Linked DNA regions of Homo sapiens: region 1 is linked to region 2. The links are chromatin loops, found by intact Hi-C in ENCODE. Cell type or tissue: endothelial cell of umbilical vein. All regions are shown on one strand. Links, peaks and the distances in the headings refer to the core of each region. The heading gives the core; the rest is flanking DNA. Region 1 has its middle 220 kb from the start of LINC02220. Region 2 overlaps LOC105374660 (a long non-coding RNA gene).

Region 1 (9,333 bases), core at 769-8,768, 220 kb after region 2:
CCTAATTCAAGACCCCTGAACTCCACAGACCATTTCCTTTAGAATATGTGTAATTATAAATTCTTTGTTCCCTTGGGATATAAATATTTTTTAAAGCTTTCTACCAGTTTTATAGCCTAGAAATGTCTCGTACAAAGACTTAGGAGCCATCTCTTTGAGAGGTAATCATCAAGGAAGGTAGAGCTCCTATTCCTCAGTTTATTTGAGAGGGTGGGATCCTAACTTTGAGGAATGCCAAATAGAAGATGCAGATGGTCTAATCACAAGAAAACAAAACAAAACAAAAAACACGTGAAAACTTAGGAATAACTCAATGTGTTCAACCCATCCTATTAATCATCCTTACCCCAAAAGTTCTCCAGTACTTTGCCACTATCTCACTCCACAATTAAAAATTCCCCTGCATTTTGTTTCAGCATAGTTGAGTTTAGATTTTAATTTTGGCATCTCTTCCCTATTGCAGTATTCTTGAATAAAGTCTTCCTTGTTTGATTAACTTTTCCTAGTGCAATTTTTGCTTTAGACAGGACCAATAAGGTGAGGACTAAGCAGTGATCATTGGGCTTCCCAGCATGGGTTCCACTGGTGTTCTATGGCTGTAGGATTATAAAACTAGTGGATAAAATATTTTCAGAATCCCAGTAGATAATTGATATGAAGAAACCAATTCACTGGTTTCCATACCAATATCTCTTTTGGTTTGGGATTAATGATTTCTACTACACATAGTCACTTTTTGATCCTCTTACATCCTTCAGCTATTTAAAATACTATAACTGGTAACATCAGCCATTTAAATATTTAAATATACAGTTAGCTGTGGTTTGAATGCTTTTGTCAACTCTAAAATTCATGTTAAAATTTAATCCCCCATGCAACAGTTTTTGGATGTGTGGACATTGATAGGTGATTCAGTTATGACAGCTTCACTCATGAATGGGATTAGGTGCCCTTATAAAAGGGCTTGATAGAAGGAGTTTACTCTTTTTTGCCCTTCTGACTTCTGTCATATAAGGACACTACATTCCTCCCCTTTTGAGGATGCAACACTCAAGGCACCATCTTGAAAGCAGAGAGCTGCCCTCATCAAACACTGAGCCTGCTGGTGCCTTAATCTTGACTTCTCAGTCTGCAGAACTGTGAGAAATAAATTTCTGTTCTTTACAAATTACCCAGTCTGGTATTCCATTATAGCAGCACAAAACAAACTATGACACAGTTGGTTATTTAGACATTAAGGACTAAATTTTATTTTGTAACTTAAAGGCAGAAACCTATTTGAGGTGAAAGGAAAGATTCTAGACTGAAATCTTATACACTGTTGCATGTATAGAACTACCTTTAAGACATTTGACAAGCATCCCCTGAAGTGTCTTTGTTTTTAACATGTGAGAAAAATTACATTTTTTTCTGATAGTGCATTTTTTCTAGTAGGATTCTTTTATGCAAATATGTCTGGTTGAGATTTTGATCAACAATTTAAGCCAAACCTACACACTGGTATCAAAGAAGTAAATATTTTCAAACCTCAGTATTTAGCTTGGGGATTGCAAGCAAATTATCAAGCAGTACCTAAAGTTAGGTGTGCTGTTTGGAAAATGGCTGTTAACTTGTACTGTGCTCAGAAGTGAGAATTGTTGATTATATGGAAATATTTAAACTTCATGAAGTAAGAAAATGTAGTTGACTACCTTCTCTTAATATCCTTTTGTTCCCACTTCTGGCGTGATGTTCTTATCTACTTGAGAATTTTTTCTGTTTTTTCTAGACAGAAATAGTCCAATAAATATTAGAAAACCCATCAAATGTCTATAAATTAAACATTTACAAATTATCCTTCCCTTTTGTTGAGATCTTAAATCCATCCTTTTCTCTTGTCAAAAGAAATATGCAGTCATTGAAGGAAAGTCAGAAAATATATAAAAGCAAAAAGAAGGAAGCAACAACATTGGAAATGGCCTGAAGCCACAGGTAAGGCGAGAATGTGTTGAGAATATCCTGCTGCATTCAAGCCAAGATGGCAACGGAACTTCATATTTTGAATCTTCCTGCTCCAAATGCATAATGACGATGGCTGTTATTTAAAGGAGAACATTAAGGAACACGTATATACTACAAAATTAATACAGCCATCTTTGTATAACAAAAAATGAAACACATTGTGCAAAACGGACCCTCTGAGGCTTCAGGGATTAGAATGACAGCAGCAAATGAGCAGCGGCACCCATAGCCTTCTTGGGAAAATGGGAATAACAGTTCCCCATAAGAAGTAGTGGAATAGAGTTATTTGCTCCGCAAAAAGAATTGTTCTAAGGTTACAACTTATAGTCTATGGCATGAGGGAGAAAGAAAGTATCAAAATAGCATAAGTGTAAGTGAGGTTACTCTCTGATGTAGTGACAATGACTGTATGTTCAATAACCCTACATCACCAAAGACCTCAGTTATCTGAAATAGTTATGGTTCTGAACTGGGGCCACAGAGGAGTAGAGAAAGGTGGGGGCGAGGGGAGGAAAGGAGAATGAGAGAGAGAAATCTCAACCCAACATTCATAAAAAAATTAATAATATATAAGGCAAAATAAAGCAGAGACAAACAAGATAGGTGAATATAAAAATGATCAATAAAGAATATTGAAATAGGAAAATATATCCAAGTAAAATTTAATAGATAAACTCTAAACTGGATAAAATCAAAGATAAATGTATAAGATTATGCTTCCTGAAGATATTGTCACCTTAGCCCATGCGAAACCTGGTTGACTCTGCCATCAAAATATTGTTTCAGTCCGGGTGCGGTGGTTCACGCCTGTAATCCAGCACTTTGGGAAGCCGAGGCAGGTGGATCACCTGAGGTTTGGAGTTTGAGACCAGCCTGGCCAACATGGTGAAACCCCATCTCTACTAAAAATTCAAAACTAGTTAGGTGTGGTGGCACGCGCCTGTAATCCCAGCTACTCGGGAAGCTGAGGCAGGAGAATTGCTTGAACCCAGGAGGCGGAGTTTGCTGTGAGCCATGAGCTGAGATCGTGCTATTGCACTCCAGCCTGGGTGACAGAGTGAGACTCCATCTCAACCAAAAACAACAACAAAAACAAAACATTGTTTCACCTCAGAATGAATCTCTCAGATTGTAGATGTTCACCACATCTATGAAATACCTTCACAGTAACATCTAGTCTAGTGTTTGACCAAACAACTGGGCATCACACTTTAGTGAAGTTGACATAAAAATTAACCGTCACACAGGCCTTTGTAAAGTCAAGAGAACTCACTCAGAAGGAATTATGGGGAGTGGGAGCTCCAAATCTGCCCCTCAAGAACATAGGCAGGTCCAACAGGAAGCAAGGAATAGGCCATGTATCATTAGGGTCACTTAACTAGAGGTACTACACAATTTTCTATGAAAACTGAGACACTTTTTAAACTGAAAGGGTGCACTATTAATAATTATGTCAGGATACAGATTGAAATCTGGATGCTCTCAATTAAACTGTGGTATTTGCTTACTTAGCTTATAGCTCACACATCAGGCTTTCCTTAACTCCACTCATCAGGTTAGTCACTTGACCACGTATCTGCAGGTGTAAAGAAAGGGGGCAAAAAGAGGGACAGAAGCTTCCATCTCAACATACCCCACATAGGATGGAATTATTGGTAGAAATTTCCCTCTCTGTGGTTTGAGGGGGATTGTGGAGAAGGGGAGCAAAATGTTTCACTAACATGTAGAGAAATATCAACAGTGAATGGTTTGGTGAACAGATGATTGGCATAACTTATATTTAAAGGGCTCCAAAAAGATGATTTTTCCTTACATGTCTGAAGGTTTTCATGATTCCAAGTAGAACAGGGAGGTACTAAAGGAAATGCCATGGCATTGGCAATTCTCAGACTGCAGATGCCCTGAAAATCATATCTCATGCTGTCACTGGCAATCTCTAGCTTATTAGTAGCAATCCTATTTAAATCTTGGAAATCTAGTTTAATTATGCTCAACCAATTAGGTACATGTATATTAATAGCAAAATAAATTTGAATGAAATGAGCAAGATTTAGTGTACCTGGTACAGATACTTTACTTTTTTTTTTTTTTTTTTTAACACAACCTTTATGGAAGTCCTACTGCTTGCTAAATTATTCCCCTCTTTCCTTCTCCAGATACATGTGGGGAATGACCTTTCCGTGCCTGTGCGGTTTATTGGGATTATGTAAGTAATTTTGGTGACACATATCCTTCCAGAACTAGAATTTAATCTCTAATGCATGGTCATTCAGAAAAAAAAAAAAATCATTGTTACAGGGCGACAAATTATATGGTGAAACTGTTGCTTGAATAAACTTGGAAGTCACATAATATGCGTAATAAACATGTTGCTTCAGCGGTAGAGTTTGGGAAGCAGAATGCCATTAGTTGTTTTTGCCACTCCATTTGAGAAAGTACTAAAAGCAAGATAACAGAATTGACTGGTTTGAAATCAGGACTAAAGAAAATAGAGGGTACAGATATTCAGATACTTGTAGGTTTGGAAGAAGTAACTGTTTTTCTTTGTTGTTGTTGTTGTTGTTTTATCCGAAATAGAAAAAGACAAATAAATTATGTGAGTACCAAAATCAGATTAAACCTCTGCCTAGAGGCAAGAATCAAAAGTATGGCTTTCACATCCGTTGTTCATCTTTTTAATGGCTTAAGTGCAGATCTATTAATCCTTTTAGTTGGACAAAATAACTTAAAGGAGGAAATACACCAGAGTATGGCCTCTCATGGATATCTGATAAGCTCCAGGTACCAGCAATTATGTCCAGAGAAGGAGAGTTTAAAGTCTTGGAAAGATCTATGTGTATAGCTATTGGAATGTGCTGTTGATTAGAATAACATAGATAAGACTAAGTTTTTGAGAAAGCTATGCTGGCAAAGAGGAAGTTAATTTAAGTCGTACTGCTTTGGACATTATGCAATCTTGAACCCTCATGTTTATATTGGAAGAGGACAATCTCAGGAAGCTTTTCAGTCCCAAAACAGATGTGGCGGCCATGAGGAAGTGCAACTCAGATCGCCACCTGCAGAAGCCTATGACCAAGCGCTTAGTCGCTGCCCTCTGAAATCGTGGCTGTGTATGTGCTGATGCCACCATCCCACAGGCTGCTCCCAGTTGTGCCTGAATATGCCAGGGATCCTAAGCCAGGCTCATTCCTGGGACAAGAGACCCCTTTTCTGGGTGACTTAACCCCCAAAACTCACAGATGTTTGTGCCAAAATTGTCTTAGCCTTGCTTTGCATTTTAAGAAACTTCAGCCCTCCCTTCCTTCCTTCCCTCTTTCCTTGCTTCCTTTTCTCTCTCCTCCTCTTGGGGTCAGACCTGCGTCATGATCTGAAGGTTCCCCAGCCTCCCTGAGTGCCTTTTCCATTTTTTTTTTCTCACAGGCATTACTTTCTAAGAAATTTATTTCATGTTTAATACTCTCCTAGCATCTGCTTATCAGAGGACTCAATCCAGAGGGAATGCTCCCCAGTGCTCTCCAATGCTCTCTTCAGAGATGACCTAAAAGGATGATGGAAAGTATAGGACTTCCAGAGGTTACAAACAATCGACTGAAGGTTTCCTCCTAAGGAGAAAGATTAGAGTATAATAATGAATATTCCTTTTCCCTTAGAAACTTCTGTCCAGACCCAGAAAGTTAACTGCTTAATATTTCATATTCTTTCTATTTTCTAAATAGAAACATGTATTGAAGATAGCCTGTTTCAAACCCACGCTTTTTTACAGGGTGGATTGAGGACAAATACCTTGTCTTCAAGTGTACAATTAGCTCCTCTGCATCAAGAGGAACTAATTCCAAACTGGAAGTATAGACTAATTCAGTCGGGGTCTAGTCAGAAGAAAAAAAAAATAATCGCAAAACACCCCAGTTATTTTAACTGAGAATTTAATATAAAACATCATTTAGTAGTATTAGGGAAATGAAAAGGCAATAAAACACAGAAACATCACATAGAGAGTATGTGATGCTTTCTTTTCTAAAGAAAGTTAATACCACTCCTAGAGTTTGGAAACTGTAGGAAAAGTTAGAATTATCTCAGAGCTGGGATTCAGCCTGGTAAATTTCAGACTGATACATTTCAGACTGGTGGATTTCAGACTGGTACATTCGGAGGAAGAGCTCTCTGGAGATGGAGTTGTGGGGTATGTAGGAAACTGATGCTCCTGTTTGTGAAGGGGCAAAATGAGACTCTTTTGGGAGTGTTGAAAAACTACAGGTTGTAAGTTGCTCTTACTCAAATAGCTGCCCCTAGTGGACTGAAGAGTTATTACTGGAGTGAGTTTGGATCAAAGAGCAAGCATTGTGCATTTTATTTTTCTTCTTCCAGTCTCCTTATAGAACCCCCTAATAGCAAAATCTAGCAGGGAGTCAGCTGTTAAAACATAGTTTGCAGAATGTTGGTGTCATAAAAGGAAGTATGGCTGCTGGTTTTCTCTTTTGCTCAGGCCTTTGGCAATGGCAGGATGAACAAATGTTGTGGACTTTGTACTTTGTACCAAGAATCTCCCTGTTCACTGACAGGAACATAAGTGGAATGACAAACAGTACAAGAAAGCCCATTTAGGCACAGCCTGAAGGCCAACGCTTTTGGAAATGTTTCCCATACAAAGAGAACTGTGTTGGAAAAATAGGAGTTGAAGCCGAATGGCCAAATTCTAATATCAGGAAGTGTACTATAGTTCAGCTGATTGAGAATGGCAAGAAAATCATAGTCTTTGTACCCAACGATGGTTGCTTGAACTTTATTGAGGAAAAGATGAATTTCTGGTTGCTGAATTTGTCAAAAAGGTCATACTGTTGTTGACATTCCTGTAGTCCGCTTTAATGTTGTCAGAGTAGCCAATGTCTCTTGGTCCTATACAAAAGCAAGAAGGAAAGACCAAGATCATAATTTTTTGTGGTAAAACCACAGTAGTAATACATTTTTATATGCCAAAAATTAAAATAAATTGGAATATAGAATGATGGGAATCAAGCTGAGAGATCATAGTTTAATAATGAGTGTACTCCCTGATATAGACACCACCATGAATCACTCACAGATCTAAGCCTTTGCCCTCCATGACATGACTGGATGAACAATTATGTTGTCTCACTCAGGAAGTCTGTAAATGTATTTTGCTGGTGAATTGAAGAGTGAAACAAATATGTGTTGATCAGATAGGTAGACTATGCTGGTCTTTACGGTTATTTAAATGCACAGTTTTTTCTCTCACAGTTGTTGACTACAGGATTGGCCCAGTTTCTGACTTCTTGTGATTCATAAAGTAACAAATCCATTTCTGACCAATGAGTTGAGACTGGAGATGCTGTGCATGATGTCTGGCCTGCACATTTAATTTTGATCCAAGTTTCCAGGAGCACTCTCTCCATTATATAAAACTCTAGGAGTAATTCTGCAGAGATCTAAAAAATGATGGCGCTTCATTAGCTGGTATGCTGAGGGACTGACCTGAGCAGTTATCAATGACTCACAAGAGCCATGAAGTACAAGAAAATAAGAATCCTTTGTTATGCTTAAGCCACTGAAATTTTGGGTTGTTTATTAATGCAGCATGCCTAGCCTATTCTGACTGATAATATCTCATGTTTATTTCAAAACTATATCTTACTGTTGTACTCTTCTTGTAGTCATGCAGCAGATTTACTATATCTTTTAATGTTTATTTTGAAAATTGTTTATGTCAGTGCTACTTCTTGTACAAAGAAGATTTGAGTTAGCTGATGAGGATGCAATGTACAAAGATTCTAGATGATGCTTTTGTACATGGACAAAATTGATTTGAGTTGCAGAGCTGTATGAATGTCAGAGGCATTCCACTCGCTTTGAATTCATAAGAAAATTATTATTTTTTATTTGGCCAGAAAGACACACTTTAAATAAAAGCTTAAAGAAATAGAAATGTGTACAATATTTATATTCAGAGTACAAATGCAATGGAACTGTTAGTGGTTGATTATTAATATGGTCTTAAAACCTTGTCAAAATCCAGAAGATTTAATACTATTAAGCATAAGCAACTGAATAATTCATCATTGAAAGTGAACTAATTTTCTTTTTAAAATTTAAAGTACATACATTTAAAAGAAATGACTACGGTGATAGCTTCAAATCTGCATCCTAAAAACAGTACAGAGAGTAGAATAAAACCTTAATTTTAAGTGATCCCACAAAGTACCAAGTGGTCCTCTGAGTCTCTGTTTTCATAATGTTATGCTGGGTATTTTCACAGCAAATATCATTGTAACCTTTAAAAAAGTCAGACTTTTAATTATTAGGATAAAATGGTAGACCTTACTTCATTATGTTACTTTGTATTTCTCAAGTCTCATAATCCATTTAAATAATTGTAGAGACAGCCTCTGGGAATATATGTGAGGAAGAGAAGGCAGTGACTTTCAGGTAACAATGAAAATAATATTTGTTTTTAATTTGTGTTTAAATTGCCATCTCTAAGTACCCACAGTCAGCATTGGCAAAATTAAATAATTACTTAAATACCTTTATTCCACTCCTCCCCGCTCCAGCTCCCCTGAAGTTCAGCCAGATTGGACTCCCAGGTGTGAAAGTTTGAACATGATTCTATTTAAATGTCACAGTTTCCAGAACACACCTCGCATGCCAAGCACATTTTCTTTAATCTAGTCTTAAGTTCTCTAAGGCAACTTGGATCATATCCAGGAAAAACTGAGAAACAAACCTGGATTGGTTAGAGGCAAGGATCTGACTGACTCTGCTTTTCTGCATTTCACAATAAGGTACAATAATTATTTTGCCCAAGACCAGATTAGATAAAGGGACCATTCTAGGGAATTAAATGTGAGGTCACATCTCCCTAAAGTCGTGGTATTGTGCAGGTCTGAATAGGGGACCTCTTTCAGGGAAGTCTTCAGCAGAACGGTGAAGGCAAAATTTGCTTTCTGGTGCTTTATTTCCGTAGCTCTGAGAGTTAGAACTAAAGTTGCATGGTTACAGTTTGAAAAATATTGAGCTGGATTAATTTAAAATTAATGATTGATGACAATTAAGTAGAGAGCAGTATGTGGCAAAAGCCACTCTGTTAAAGGTGAGGATTAATTTACAAATGATGATTCCACTTGTGGAGGACTGTTAGAATTTTAGAAGCATTTTGAATAGATCTTTCCTTTGCAGAACACAGGAAGGATCTAATTATAACAATTTCATGACACAAGCTACTGAAACTCACAAAATTGTAAGTGGAAGCCTAGAAAAAAATAAAAAACCTGTCTTCTAACCTACAGACCACTGCCTGTCCCACTACACTATGCTCAT
Region 2 (9,268 bases), core at 1,269-9,268:
CCCTGGACCATGGTGATGCTTGAGTCAGTAAGTCAAGGAGCAGATTTATTCTGGGCATTGTAGGGAAGGCATATGCCTTTCACTTTCCAGAAGTGATAATTGAAGAGTAGAAAGATGAGGGAAGTAAATGCATAATTTATTACATATATTGATTTGACCTAGGGCAGTGAGAGAAGCTATAGGTCAGCAGGACCCAGAAGCCCTAGAAGAACATAGGTTGCTTAGCTCTTTTATGCATAATTTATGTTCTTCCTCTTTGTGTCTTCATTCTTCTCTGTGGCTCAAAACCTCTATTGTCCTACCTGACCTTTCTTCATGGTGGAGCTGACCATACTCCCAGAACTCTTGTCTTTTATTACTATTTATTTAATTTACATGTAGATTGCACATTATCATCATTATCACAGGGTAAGAGCCCTATTACCAGCGTAACACAGAATGCACTAAGCACACTCTAGCCAGACCTATAACCTTACTTAGCATCCCACTATTCCTGGCTCAACTTTCTTACTTCTGCGATCCCAGAAATGCAAAATGCTTCTAAATTCTCCATCTTTTCTCTCTTCCTTCTCATGCCCTGGTTTATCTGTACAGTTTTCTTTGCAATTGCTATTTTAGCTCCTCAATGCCTTCCACACTCTATGATAAGATAGTAGAAAATATTTCCCAGATTTTGCTGCATATTGGAATCATCTGCCTTGATGGTGGCAATTACATCAGAATCTCTGGGAGTGAGATCCAAATTTCAGTAATTTTTTTGCAGCTCTCCAGGTGATTTAAAAAAATATCTGGTTTGAGATCCAGTGTACCAGATCCTTGCTACTCAGTGTGTGCCTCAGGCCAGGAGCAAGGGCATCACCTGGAGCATGCTTGAGATGCAAGCTCTCAGGCCCCACCCCCGTCATCCTGTTGAATCTGAGTATGCATTTTAACAAGACCGCAATTTGATTTATATGCACAGTGAAATTTGAGAAGACAAGGGATCCTCTTCAAACAATACATTGCAATCAACAGTGTCTGGTTTTCCATTTGCATTAGCCAAAGATTGCCATAAATTCACTAGAGTCAAAGTTAGGTTTATTAAACTTGTGTCAATGTGGGAAAATAAGCATCAGAGGAAACATGGGGCCTCTAAGTAAGAGGCAGTTAGGAGAGGCAGAGTATAAGACTTGGGCTTGTGCTATGTGATTTAACAGCAGTGGGCTCTTAAATCCTCCCTACTCCTAGGGAAAAATGACAGATCAGAGCTCTGAATTGCCTCCCCCTTCCTTCCTGACAGCACTCAATCCCGAACGGGTCTCTGCTTTCTCAAACTCTTTTTCAAGGAGAAGGCATTTTGGTCCGCCCAGCACAGTGCTTTAGGTGGGCCAGGGAGCAGAGGGCCTGGGTGACAATAAACAGTTCACTATCTTTATAGCATATAGCTAATGGCAGCCACATCCCACTGTTTACTTGTATTAAGCAGGTGTAATGTGGTCATATACAGTGTTTTCTGTAGCAATAACTTGACACATTAAATGCTGCTTTCCAGTCTCGCACTGACTGTGAATGTCCGGGCTCAACGGAGACCTTAACAACCTGAGCCAGAACTACGGAAGGACCTGACAGCCTCACTGTGTCTCCCCCCTACACTCTAAGGAGATGACTTCACAGAGATTTGGAAGGGAAATGAGGGGTCTTTAGGAACAGAATGTTTTTGAGGGTCTTCAGAGAGCAGTGGCTCTTTCTCTTATCACTGGATAAAGGGCCACTCGACATATTTCCCCTAAAGATTGTGGTGTTTCTGAACTTGGGGCCTGAGACTTAATTTCATCTGGTGGTTGTTCCGTGGCAGTACCCGTAGACAAGCTCCAATGGCACCAGGGAAGTCTTATAGAAGATAGAAACATGGCAGAGCTGGTTGGGAGAAGATCATGGCCATCTCCAGAACCTTAAGTCCGACCCATTTCCTGTGGGGATTAGGTTGGTAGGACAGGAAATCCGACTTTTCTGTGGCAACATATGTAGCTAGGGAAGGTCTTGATTTCTAGGCAGCCCCCAAAGAATCTCCCCAAAGACAAAGGAATTCCACACAAAGACTTTGGGGTAGACCCCTTGCTGGGGGTGAGGAGTTGACCATAGCACACCAACCCTGTACACCTCCAAGGTCAGACAGTTTTATAGGCAGTGCTCACTTGGGGGCCTGAGGCCACGCTGCCATCTGCAAATACCAGCTCTGGCCCCTCTGGTCTCTGCAGCTGGCCTTTGTCAGATGTGTATGTAGTTTGGACATGTAACTTTGCCTCTGTTACAGAGGCTGACTCCTCTCCCCTTTATCCCAGTAGCAAAATAAGTTTAGACATAAGCCTAGGAGGAGAGTAAAGAGAGGGGGAAAAACATTTAGAGTGAGAAGCTATTAATGATAAAGATACCTGCCTTCCAATCAGGTATGGGCAGACCTATGCCAGCCTTGCAGTATCTGTCGCTTGCCAGCCAGTACCATGGAAACTCGTTGTCAGGTATTATGTGAGATCCACAATGTTTGGACACCATTGCTTATTCAGCTATCAGGCTAACTAACCATACAACCCAGCATACTTTTTTTTTTTTTTTGATGATGACCACAAACCTATCCATGCAATTTTTGTCAAAAATGTTGCTGACATCAAGACGCAGTATCCCAAGAGAAAGCTCCATGGCTGACATACTTGCTATTGGCTCCTAGGCATGCTCCCTTCCTTTCATAAGTGCTTACAGAATAATTAAAGGCTGTTTTATCAGTGATGATTATAGCTATGTTTACTGAGCTTGCCACACGCTGGGCACTGCGGCTCTGCATTTTACAATTCCTTCATTCTTATTTACTGTTAGGCCTCTAGGTGGGGACAGAGTTCCAGAAACTCTGGGTCAGTTTTTAAGCAGGCTTGGAGACTCAGAACCAGAAGCTGCGACCCGGTGGAAGGTGTGGCCAGAGGGAAAATGTTTAATTGTGGCCGCTATTTCTATCGTGCATCATATTCTGGGGCTTGCTAGAGAATCACCCTGTGCCTCTGCCTCCTTCTTGTTAGATTTTGCTACCTTATTTATTGGTTTCTTCCTCACTAGGATAATTTGTGAAGATAGAAATATTTCATTTTCAAACATCTCCCATGATCTTTCAGCTCTGTTTACTTTTAGAATCTTTGCAGTGAGCCAATTTGCTCTATTTTAATTTTTTGGAAACTATTTTTACTGAAGTCTATTTAACATCTGATGATATTGAATGTTCCTTTTTTTCAACTCCCTTTTCCTCTTTTCACCTTTAAATTAAAAATTTCTCATTTCTAGTCTAACAGAGTGCCTCCAAATCATGTGAGATTCCCAAGATCACAGAATTAACAGAATATTTTAACCTTATTAATACATGTGATTAGTGGTTTTAACTTAAAAAAAAAAGATTGTCTCTCTAAACAATATCCTGTTGAAGCTGAAAACTCCCACAAGGGGATTTAGAATGTGGTGTTTGAGAGCGTGGGCTCCGGGGACCAGCTTCCTGGTTTAATGGCCACCTTCGCCTGTGCTAGCTATGTGACTTTTGGGGGGGGTCCCTCTACCTCGCTACAACCAAGTTTCAGCACCTGAAAAATGGAAGCAAAACGTGACATCAGCCTCATAAGGAGCTAGCTGGAAGGAAGGGTTGAATGAATTAATTCATGTAAAGCATTTCAGTGACTGGGGAAAGTCAGCATCTCATCCATGCATCCCATAAATGGGTATAAGTTGGATGACTTCTAGGTCCCAGACACTGTCCTAGGTACCAGTAAAATATAAACATCCACATATGTATTTTAGCTGGTGCTGACAATTGTTAGGAAGAATGATGAATTAGAGAAAGGGGATGTATCAGTAAGACTTCTGCAGAAAAACAGAACCAATAGAATGTATGTCTATACGTAGGCTAAAATCTGTTTATTTTGTTTAAAGTTTGCTTTAAAAATATTTATTTCATCTAAAACACATTTTCATTGTAACAACTCCCTGGTAACCAGGTAGTAGAAGAGAAGGCTTAAAACTTCCATGTAACTTTAATTGCTGGAGACAAGTGATATTTATCAAATGTATCTGACCATTCTTGATGGGCCAAATTGGATTAGGTCAATTCAATATAGTGACCTTGCCTTACAGACAGATCTGTGGTCAGATGGAAAACTTACAGAATAGCAGGCTGTATCAGTCAGTATTCCCCAGAGAAACAGCACCAGTAAAGTATATATGTATTTCGAGAGAAGGAGAGAGGGAGAGACGGACATTGTAAGGAAGTGATTCATGTGGTTGTTATTGTGCGGGCTGCCAAGTCCATGATCTGTAGGGTAGACTAGGTGGGTTGGAAACCTAAGTACTACTACTCCTTTTTATTTTTTTTTCTTTCCCACATGGTGCTGATGTAATGCACTACTTCTATGTTGCAGTCTTGAGGCAAAATTCCTTCTTGGGAAAACCTCAGTTTTTGCTCTTAAGAACTTCAACTGATTTCATAAGTCCCACACACATTATCAAGGGTAATCTTTATCTAAAGTCCTCTATAGATGTTAATCACATCTACAGGATACATTCCCACCAACATCGTCATTAGTATTTGACCAAACAATTGGGCACTGTAGCCGAGCCAGGTTGACTCATCAAATTAACCTGGCCAGGGGGAGTGTGTGTTCCCTCATCAGAGAGTCGTAGGTGAGCTTCTGAGGAGGTGATGGATTTGAGCAGAGACCCAAGTGAAGATGAAGAGGGGGCATGCAGATACTGGTGACCAGCAGCCCGCAGCATTGTCCACTTACTTTGGTAGTGCCATGGAAAGTTAAATTTCATCCTGGCATCCTGGATCAATGTATCTAGTTGGTTTTTTTAAATGATAAACAAGAAGCCAAACTCTTGTGACATTTTAGAAGTTAAAATTGTTCAGGAATACTCATAAATGCACAAGACACACCTGACTATGCATGTGTGTGTGCACGTGTGCACATGCATACACACACACACACACACACACACACACACACTTCCTTTTCCTTCCGGAGATGGTCTTTTCTGTGGTCTTAAATAAGCTTATGTGTTCTGAAAGAGAGCTCTTGCTGTTCCTTTATCATTTAGCTCCAAACAGTGCAGATTTAGAAGTGCATTCCCGGGGATAATGCTGAGCATTGGGTAAGTTTTTTTTTTTTTTTTTTTTTTTTTTGAGGGGGTATGTTAAATGAGAAAATGTTTAACTTCTATAGAATTTTCACTGCCAGGACCTCATGCATTCTTTCCAGTAGAGTTTTATTTTATATGTATTCACTTTGGTTTGCCTGTGAGGTGTTGTGGCTGTAATGCCCGAGGGATCATTTGTACACCAGGAAACTCAAAGATGGTAAACCACGGCTGAGCCTTGTCTTATTCTGTGCGGCATGTAACCTTTCACATTATTCTAATGAAAATGACATTTATGATTGCAGCCTTCTGTGAACTTTCAAAAGCCAGCTGTAATAAAATTGCTGCCTAGGTTTTCTATAGCATCTTTAACTTTGACTTGTGTAGCAATATACCAGGGAAAAAAAGAAATGAAAGCAAACTTTTATTTTCCAAGAAATTAAATTTGATATCAATGTTTTATGTCCACACTGAATTAAAATCTATAAAATTTTAGGAAACTGAAGGTCTGAAAAAAATAAAAGGTTGTCTCACGGGATTTTTTCCTTTGGTTGAGGTTTGCAGCCTAGTTTTGTTCCTCCAAAGGGATTGAGATGGTTCCCAGTGGAGCTTCCCTGTGCTAAGTCTCTGAACTTTTTGGAATTACCCCTTGAAAAAGATCAACATATTCTGCCTTGGTTATTGGGAAGCTGACAAGATATGTTGAGGTTTTAAATCGGGGGCTCCTCTGATATTATTTGTATTAGTCTGTTTTCATGCTGCCGATAAGGACGTACCTGAGACTGGGCAATTTACAAGAGAAAGAGGTTTAATTGGACTTACAGTTTCACATGGCTAATGAGGCCTCACAATCATGGTGGAAGGCAAGGAGGAGCCAGTCACATCTTACATGGATGGTGGCAGGCAAAGGGAGAGTAGGGGAACTCCTCTTTATAAAACCATCAGATCTCATGAGACTTATTCACTATCATGAGAACAGCATGGGAAAGACTTGCCCCCCATGATTCAATTACATCCCACCAGGTTCCTCCCACAACACATGGGAATTCAAGATGAGATTTGGGTGGGGACACAGCCAGACCATATCATTCCACCCTGGCCCCTCCCAAATCTCATGTCCTCACATTTAAAAACCAATCATGCCTTCCCAACAGTCTTCCATGGTCTTAACTCATTTCAGCATTAACTCAAAAGTCCACAGTCCAGTGTCTCATCTGAGACAAGGCAAGTCCCTTCCACCTATGAGCCTGTAAAATCAAAAGCAAGTTAGTTACTTCCTAGACACAACAGGGGTACAGGCATTGGGTAATACAGCCATTCCAAATGGGAGAAATTGGCCAAAACAAAGTGGGTACAGGCCCCATGCAAGTCCAAAATCCAGCAGGGCAGTCAAATCTTAAAGCTCCAGAATTATCTCCTTTGACTCCATGTCTCACATCCAGGTCATGCTGATGCAAGAGGTGGGTTCTCATGGTCTTGGACATCTCTGCCCCTTTGGCTTTGCAGGGTACCACCTACCTCCTGGCTGCTTTCATGGGATGGCATTGAGTTTCTGTGGCTTTTCCAGGCACACAATGCAAGCTGTCGGTGGATCTACGATTCTGGGATCTGGAGGATGGTGGCCTTCTTCTCACAGCTCCACTAGGTGGTTTCCCAGTAGGGACTCTGGGTGGGGGCTTCAACCCCACATTTCCCTTCCACAAAAATGCCCTAGCAGAGATTCTCCATTAGTGCCCTGCCTCTACAGCAAAATTCTGTCTGGGCATCCAGGTGTTTCCATACATCTTCTGAAATCTAGATGGAGGTTCCCAAACCCCAATTCTTGACTTCTGTGCAGTTGCAAGCTCAACACCACGTGGAAGCTGCCAAGGCTTGGGGCTTGCACCCTCTGAAGCCATGGCCTGAGCGTTATGTTGGCACCTTTCAGCCATGGCTAGAGCAGTTGGGAGGCAGAGCACCAAGTCCCTAGGCTGCGCGCAGCATGGGGACCTTGGGCCCGGCCCACAAAACAATTTTCTCCTAGGCCTCTGGGCCTGTGATGGGAGGGGCTGATGTGAAGACCTCTGACATGCCCTGGAGACATTTTCCCCTTTGTCTTGGAGATTAGCGTTAGGTTCCTTATTACTTATGCAAATTTCTGCAGTGGGCTTGAAATTTTTCAAACTTTTATGCTCTGCTTCTGTTTTAAAACTGAATACCTTTAACAATACCCAAGTCACATCTTGAATGCTTTGCTGCTTAGAAATTTCTTCCACCAGATATACCCTAAATCATCACTCTCAAGTTCAAAGTTCCACAAATCTCTAGGGAAGGGGTAAAATACCGCCAGTCTCTTTGCTATAACATCACAAGAGTCACCTTTGCTCCAGTTCTCAACAAGTTCCTCATCTCCATCTGAGACCACCTCAGCCTGGACCTTATTGTCCATATGCTATCAGGCTTCTGGTCAAAGCCATTCAACAAGTCTCTAGTAAGTTCCAAACTTTCCCACATTTTCCTGTTTTCCTCTGAACCCTCCAAACTGTTCCAGCCTCTGCTTCTTACCTAGTACCAAAGTCACTTCCACATTTTCAGGCATCTTTTCAGCAATGTCCCACTCTACTGGTACCAATTTACTGCATGAGTTCATTTTTATGGGGCTGATAAAGACATACCAGAGACTGGGCAATTTACAAAAGAAGAGGTTTAATTGGGCTTACAGTTCCACATGGCTGGGGAGGACTCACAATCATGGTGGAAGGCAAGGAGGAGCAAGTCACTTTTTACGTGGATGGTGGCCGGCAAAGAGAGAGAGCTTGTGCAGGGGAACTCCTCTTTATAAAACCATCAGACCTCATGAGACTTATTCACTATTATGAGAACAGCATGGGAAAGACTTGCCCCCATGATTCAATTATCTCCCACCAGGTCCCTCCCACAACATGCAGGAATTCAAATTGAGATTTGGGTGGGGCCGTAGCCAAATCATATTATTATTGAATTGGGGTGACCATTTACTTAGCTTCTATATTTGTTAACTTTTCTCAGACATGTCTATAGTAGCATCTGTACATCAAATTGTAAGCACTGATGTTGAATACCATTCAATCAGTTGCTTTCAGAATACCTTAAGATTAGAAACAAATTCACGTTTGTCTTCCCTATTGTGTCAGTTAGATACTGGCTGTCAGGGTGGCCCTTCATTTATCAACGAGATGGATTGATCTGCCTCCAACACGTGGCATTATATTTAATCCCATCAATTATCCCCTCTATGACATTCCCTGTTGCTTCCTGATTGGCCAAACAGGCCACATAGCTCACATAGTCCTCCTCAAAGGGCCATGCATACAATGAACAATTCCTAAGATCTTGGGCACCCGAAATACTTGGCATCTGTGAAATAAAATATGTTATTAATTGTTATTTCTTATTAATTCTCAAGGGAGCACTGGGATGATTTTCCCTGAATGTTTTTGATAAATATTGAGATTATATTTTTCTTCCAAGTCCTGTTTTTTAAGTGAAAGCTGAATAACTAGAGTGAAACCCGAAAGCCTGAATCATGGCCTCCAATTTAATATTTCCAGGGAAAGTGCTACCTTTTCATTTAAACTGGACTCACAAATCCATATTTCTTCTCTCTCTTTTCTCCTAAGTCTGACAAGAATGGCTTTCTCCGAACTCAGCCAGTAGCAAGTCAAACCTCCTAAAGGAAATTATAGTGAGAATGGGAGGGGAAGGCTGACAGTTATCAGCACACAATATGACAAGAGCATCCATCATGTCTGCGTTTAGGCCCAGGGTCTAGGGAGAGGAAAAAAGCAATAAAGCAAATAAAAGTGCGGAGCCTCGCTTGATGTATCCGTAAACTCAATGAATGTTAACCTCTCCCTGGAACCCTGGGTTTCAGTCTTTGCCTTCTTCACACCTGTGGTTGTCATTAGGTGTCTTCTGGACCCAAGGGAAGTACAAAGCTCTGCTCCATCAACAGCTCTTTTGGGTTCTTATTTTTATTTTTGTGCTCAATAAGTACTTTTTATTATCCTACTTCGCATGATGTTTAATCATCAAATGTTTTATTCAAGGATATACTGTTGTGAATAAGTATGTTTTTCTATTTTAATATTTTTTATTTTTAATT

What was found. A loop is a pair of places that touch in the nucleus more often than their neighbours do. Peaks named below come from ENCODE experiments on the same cell type or tissue, not always from the same donor. Only the 100,000 strongest peaks of a DNase experiment are listed, where the experiment ranks them.
Region 1: a loop joins it to region 2, with 10 times the contacts of the local background. A loop is called at or near these places in 2 of 110 quality-filtered maps.

The regions. Positions count from the first base shown.
Region 1 is chr5:13,247,832-13,257,164 of GRCh38, reverse strand. It overlaps the pseudogene RPS23P5. Among named protein-coding and RNA genes, the nearest start is that of LINC02220, 220 kb to the right of the region's middle. In endothelial cell of umbilical vein, for the core only: a CTCF peak has its summit at 6,285 (motif pointing left); DNase peaks (open chromatin) are centred at 4,324, 4,974 and 7,154; H3K27ac peaks cover 3,584 bases.
Region 2 is chr5:13,472,652-13,481,919 of GRCh38, reverse strand. The region is part of intron 4 of LOC105374660 (a long non-coding RNA gene); the gene reads left to right. Among named protein-coding and RNA genes, the nearest start is that of DNAH5-AS1, 380 kb to the left of the region's middle. RefSeq lists enhancers at 6,567-7,067, 7,068-7,568. In endothelial cell of umbilical vein, for the core only: a CTCF peak has its summit at 2,837; DNase peaks (open chromatin) are centred at 2,879 and 4,309; H3K27me3 peaks cover 14 bases.